Regions from separate parts of the Homo sapiens genome. Here region 2 is linked to region 1. Evidence: chromatin loops called from intact Hi-C (ENCODE). Cell type or tissue: endothelial cell of umbilical vein. All regions are shown on one strand. Each heading gives the region's core, and the rest is flanking DNA. Links, peaks and the distances in the headings are about the cores only. Region 1 overlaps SYNJ2 (synaptojanin 2). Region 2 overlaps SYNJ2 (synaptojanin 2).

Evidence for each region. Hi-C counts contacts between places; a loop is a spot of excess contacts. Peaks named below come from ENCODE experiments on the same cell type or tissue, not always from the same donor. Only the 100,000 strongest peaks of a DNase experiment are listed, where the experiment ranks them.
Region 2: a loop joins it to region 1, with 5 times the contacts of the local background. A loop is called at or near these places in 16 of 110 quality-filtered maps.

Annotation. Positions count from the first base shown.
Region 1 is chr6:158,056,100-158,059,006 of GRCh38, reverse strand. The region is part of intron 6 of SYNJ2 (synaptojanin 2); the gene reads right to left. Among named protein-coding and RNA genes, the nearest start is that of SYNJ2-IT1, 56 kb to the right of the region's middle. In endothelial cell of umbilical vein, for the core only: no CTCF peak of the experiment used is centred there; a DNase peak (open chromatin) is centred at 1,356; H3K27ac peaks cover 2,349 bases.
Region 2 is chr6:158,002,164-158,005,070 of GRCh38, reverse strand. All of the region lies in intron 1 of SYNJ2 (synaptojanin 2), which reads right to left. It overlaps SYNJ2-IT1 (SYNJ2 intronic transcript 1), which reads right to left. Exons shown (of 3, transcript NR_046796.1): 3 at 2,688-2,897. Among named protein-coding and RNA genes, the nearest start is that of SYNJ2-IT1, 2.5 kb to the right of the region's middle. In endothelial cell of umbilical vein, for the core only: no CTCF peak of the experiment used is centred there; a DNase peak (open chromatin) is centred at 1,440; H3K27ac peaks cover 2,471 bases.

The DNA of each region.
Region 1 (2,907 bases), core at 139-2,638:
GCACTTTCTATAAAGCACCTCCCATTATATCTAGAACACCTAACCTGAACTTTCATCAAGAGAATTTTGTTTTTGAGACAGGATCTCAGTCTGTTGTCCAGGCTAGAGTGCAGTGGCACGATCATAGCTCACTGCTGCCTCAAACTCCTGGGCTCAAGCAATCCTCCCAACTCAGCCTCTCAAGTAATAGGGACTACAGGTACATGCCACCACATCTGGCTAATTTTTACTTATTTATTTTTCATAGAGACAGGGTCTTGCTATGTTGTCCAGGCTGGTCTCGAACTCCTGGCTTCAAGCAATCTTCCCACCTCAGCGTCCCAAAGTGTTGGGATTACAGGCATAAGCCACCGTGCCTGGGCTAGAGTCTTACACATGCAATGTGCACATGTGTGAAATGAATCTCTTATTTTGCTTGGTACCCACCCTTCTCAAAACTAGAACAACTGGCAGGAGAGCTCTCAACTCAGCATCCTGTTTTCAATCTAAGTGCTATATTGCATTATGCTAAACCACAACAAGGAGATACAACAAAACTTGCAGGCTTTGGAAAACATTCCTTGTATTGGAAGCTACTTTCTAAATATGTATGTTGAAATATTAGGGAGAGATTCCAATATTTATTCTTGATCACCAGCTTTTTAAAAGTAACCTTACATTTCAAATTTAAACATGTTGAAATGTAGTGCCTTAAACAAAACATAGGGAAATGATACAATGCAAAAAGCAGATGTCAAATTATCGTTTAATGGTGCAATCTTTATGCCTAAATATAGAAAAAACACTGGAAAAAAACACATGATGTCAAAAGTGGTAGAATTTTATATGATTCAAGTTCTTTTCTTCTTTAAACATCTTTCTCTTTTCCAAATTTCTGTAATGACACGTTTATGAGCGGAATTTTTTAAAGAGCTAATAATGATCATGAAAAAAATCATTTTTTTTCTTATGCAGTAAGAGAAAACATTCTCTTACTAACTTTAAGGGACAGTAGTAGAAAGACTATGGATTTTGAAGTGGGTAGTTTGAAGTTAGGCTTGCCTGCTGACTCCCTGGCCTAAGTTAAGGGTGAGCACCCTCCCGGGCTCCCGTCTCCACGTGCAGCTCCAGGCAGCCCTGGGGCGGGCTGTGTGTGGCTTCAGCCCTTGTGGGCTTTCTTTTGGGTCGGTCTGCCCAGAGAAGGTGCATCCCAGGCCTGGCTCTGACACGTGCAGGCTCTGCCCCTGGTGAGGGAGCCCACCGTGGCCACACATCCAAGCCACATCCCACAATGTGGCTCATCGGAAACAAGGCCCATTTCTGATCTCTTCCTGTCTCATTCCTGCCCCTTCTTCTCAACTGGTTCCAAAGCCCAGGGCCAGAAGGAAACTGTTATTACTCATTATTACTCACTATTCCTCATCATTACTCTATGCTGTCCCAACCCCAAACTCCCCTGATCAAATGATTCATCCCTTCTGAGCTGGCTCCTTCATCTATAAAGCAGGGCTACTTCCCCTCCTGCGGAGAATGGCGAGGAGGACTAAAAAGACGAGTGAAAGTGACAAGGACAGTGCTTGGTGTGTGGGACGTGGTTCCTCTTTCTTTCCCTTTATTGTAAAATGCTCGTTATTGGTGAGCTGAGAGGCCCTGCCGACCCAGGTAAGGGGACGCTGGCACCCAGGGCGTAAGGGAGCGCTGGCACCCAGGGTGTAAGGGGACGCTGGCACCAGCAGCAAGGTCGGCATCATACGGGCTTCTTCCTGGGTCACCCTGAGCATTGAGGCCTTTTTTTCACTTCCCCTGCCTACGGGTTACTGTCATAGGAAGCTACTTGGAAAACAGGAGTTTTTCGGGATACTGAGGAATCAGATTTCTATTTGGAAGCATCCTTCTCATCTTCAGGGAGGGACCAAGAGTTCAGCACACCCTGATGTGCACAGCAGCCGCCCGCAGAGCGGGGCGGGGAAGGAGAAGGGGTTCACTGTCCTGTGAGGAGAGACTGAGGCACCGCCCTGTGAAAGGTTAGCCCTTCCACCGAGACTCATCACCACACAGAGATGACAAGACCCCACTCAAGCAGCTGCAGCCAAAGTCCTGCTGCAAACAGCCCTCCTCAGATATGGAGCACATACAGCAAAGTGACAAGAGACCGCCTCGGCTAACAGGGGCACCCATGCAGCTCAGGCAAAGGAAAACAAGCATCCTCTGGGAAGAAAAACTATCTGTGTGAAGGTTTTGCGGGGGAAAGAAAGGATTTACTCTCAACCAAATCCATCAGAGAACCGCACGACTCTTGAGAGCGCAGTGATGTCCCAGAGAAGAGAATTGGGAAGCACCCAGGACAATGCACATGCCAGTCCAGGGACACCATCGAGGACCTGGGCAGCCTGCTTTCAGGGGGACCCTCATGGTGCCCCACTGCGGCCACTAGGCAGACATGTCACCTTATTTCCAAACGTTATCTCGAATGAGGGGAACATAGTCAGCAATGAACATGAGAGCAGCAGCACCTGCAAGGGAACGGGAGGGCTCCTGCCTCCAGCCCAGTGTCGTGGGTAAGAAGCATTACAGAAGAGACTTCCTGGACACAGTAGCTGCCTGTAGAAAGACTCACCCTTTCAGCAGCTTGTCCTGTGATTTGCAGAAGAGATCTAAGTGTACCCCTAGATTTAGGAATGCTTTCCAAGGGGCAAGGCAGCCTCTGGGGTGCTTGTGAGGAGAGAGAGGTCTCATTCTCTGTGGTACGTGCATCTCACACACCATGCATTACCAGGATTCTGAAAAATCTGCAGTCTATGCAAATGTGCTTCAACTAGATGTATGTATTTTTTAAGAAAGCTCCTAAACATAGGAGGGTTCCTGAAGCGAACCCAGCATGACCCTTCCCTCTTGTTTTGGGTCAGCTTCGGGTAGAATATTTTTGTT
Region 2 (2,907 bases), core at 291-2,790, 54 kb after region 1:
GGACTGGGAATTGCAGGATGAGTGACAAGGTGAAAGTGGAGAAAGAAGAGTGGGATGTTTGAGACAGATGCTGGAGGGGTCAGGGGCGTGGCATGGGAGCGAGTGGCTGCAGGGGTGGGGTCACTCACTGGAGGAGAGGGGGCGAAGGTCCTCCGAAGGATCAACGACGTGGCCACTGAAGACACCAAGAACAAGCGCCAGACTCATAGTGAGAAATGACAGCGAGAAAGAGGGAAAACTCACCAAGGAACCATGCAACTGCCGAAACGAGGGGCAGTGAGGGACGCAGTCTCGTGGTGTTACTGGAAAGGGGTCCCGATCCAGACCCCGAGAGAGAGTTCTTAGATCTCATGCAAGAGAGAATTCAGAGCAAGTCCATGAAGTGAAAGCAAGTTTATTAGGAAAGTAAAGGAATAAAAGAATGGCTACTCTATAGGCAGGGCAGCAGTATGAGCTGCTGGTTGCCCATTTTTATGATTATTTCTGGATTATATGCTAAATAAGGGGTGGATTATTCATTTCTGGGAAAGGGGTAGGCAATTCCCAGGAACTGAGGGTTCTTCCCCTTTTTAGAGGATATAGGGTAACTTCCTGATTTTGCCATGGCATTTGTAAACTGTCATGGTGCTGGTGCGAGTGTCTCTTAGCATGCTAATACATTATAATTAGCATATAATGAGCAGTGAGTATGGCCAGACGTCACTTTCATTGCCATCTTGGTTTTGGTGGGTTTTGGCCGGCTTCTGTACCACAACCTGTTTTAGCAGTAAGGCCTTTATGACCTGTATCTTGTGCTGACCTCTTATCTCATCCTGTGGCTAAGAATGCCTAACCTCCTGGGAATGCAGCCCAGCAGGTCTCAGATCCATTTGACCCAGCCCCTATTCAAGATGGAGTCGCTCTGGTTCATACGCCTCTGACAATGGCGTGTGGGGTCAAGGGTTAACTGAGCTGGTTCCCTTTCGGCAAGGTAATTTGATCGTGGGTTGACTTTCTAGTCCTGTTTCCCTGGTAACCTGAGAAAGTTGTCTATGCTACTCGAACAACATGGCTTATGATAAAAATAAATAATGATGGGGCTTGTGGAGGCTTAAGGAATAGGCTTATCCTTGGAGGAGGCTGGGGAACTCCCCGTCTCCAGCTCCAGTGGTCCAAGGGTGTGGAAGAGAAACAGCCACCACTTGAGAGGCTCCCAAGGAAACTGTGGTTTGTCCCACAGCACAGCAAATGTGGCTCATGGATTCTGGGTCCCAAAACAGAGCTCCGTGGGTCAGACCATCCCGAGGCAGAGGCTGGTCTCAGTGGGAGCAGCCGTGCACGGCTCTGCGTGAGAGCTCTGGTCACCCAGAGCCAGTCCAGCTCAGTAACCAAGCAAACCACATGCTCTTCTTTCTTGAATAATATTTTCCACAATAACACGCCTTAAGGAAATGCCAACGAAGCCCGGCCCACAGGTCAGAAAAATAATGAGGTCATTTAACAATGCAGACAGCCCGAGACTGAGGTAGCATTTGTGGCCACATTCTTGGACATGACATGAAACCATCTTCTTGTATTTCAGGGTCTCAAGAGGCCAAAGTCTCCTTCATGTGTTAATTCGGAGCTCAGTTCTGACTGGCTGGTGGCTGCTCCTTCCAGAGTTATCAGTTTTGGAGCTGAAGCAGCTCTTCAGAAAGACAGTGGTTTTCCCAAGACAGAGCAAGGCTGCAGCTGGTTGCTAAGCAAAGGGGGATCAAAACATCTGTCTGAAACAGAAGCTGCGAGCCAAGACAAAGCCAACTGGCAGACACACATCAGCCCGCTAAAGGACTCTCCTGTCCTCCCACTGCTGCTCCCTCACCAAAAAGTCCAGGCCACATGAAAGAGCCACGGAGTGAGGGGACACTCAGAACACATCACCCTCAGCAAATGCACTACCTCCCACCAACGCCATGCCCACATCACAACCCAGCCAGAGAAAATACAAGAAAGTTTGGTTTCCCGCAGTCAGAGCCAGAAACCCATCTGTGGGGAGGGTGGGTCCTCCCCCTTTCCCAGCACTTTCCACACCCCTCCCTGCACTGAGCTGTGGCCAAAGAGGGAGGCCAGCTCCCCTAACAAGAGGGCTTGAGCACAGGACTGGCCACTGAGTCTTTGTAGTTGAGTTTTTTCCCTTAAAAATAAGAAATCCAGGAAAACAGTTTGCACCTTAAAAAGCCAGGCCCAGTGCCACATATGCCTCGGGCAGAGCCAGTGACAGGGCCCAGCACAATGGGCAGTTCCTTACACTTCAGGATGAGGCAGAACAGGCAGGGCTGGGCTGTGTTTTCACTGGGCCTGGTAGCCCCAACCCTCCTACCCAACAGGGAACAAGAAAGAAGCACAAAAATACCCATTTCTCTCCAAGTGTGTGCACCTTCTCTTTTGACAAGAGGGAGGGGTGGAGCAATGTTTCCTAGCCACCAGGGAAGTCCTGGAGTGGGGCTTCCATGCTGCACTGCCTTGCACAATCACCCCTAATTTAGGTCCTAACAAATTAGGTCCTGCGGCTGCAGGTTCTGATCCTGGCTACTTTTCCAGTTTCTTCACTCACTTCTTCCTGAACCTGCCAAACCAGTTCCTCAGTTCCTCCCCAGCTCTTCTTCCTCTCTCAGGTGATTCCTCTTGGGAAGGCTCCTCCCACCTCAGGGCCGCCTCCCTATTTCCACATGAACATGAACACATTCACACATACTCCTCTAGAAGCCATGTGGTGCGACCCACGTATGCCTCCTTGTGCTACATGAGATCCAGGAAGGAGCACAGCTTTGGGAACTGAGGGAGCCTGAGCAGGGAAGCCACGCACCCTGTCACACTTCAATTTCACCACTCAGCAAAGGGTCTAGATGCCCACTGTGTGCCAGGCATGGTTCTAGGCTCTGGAGAAAA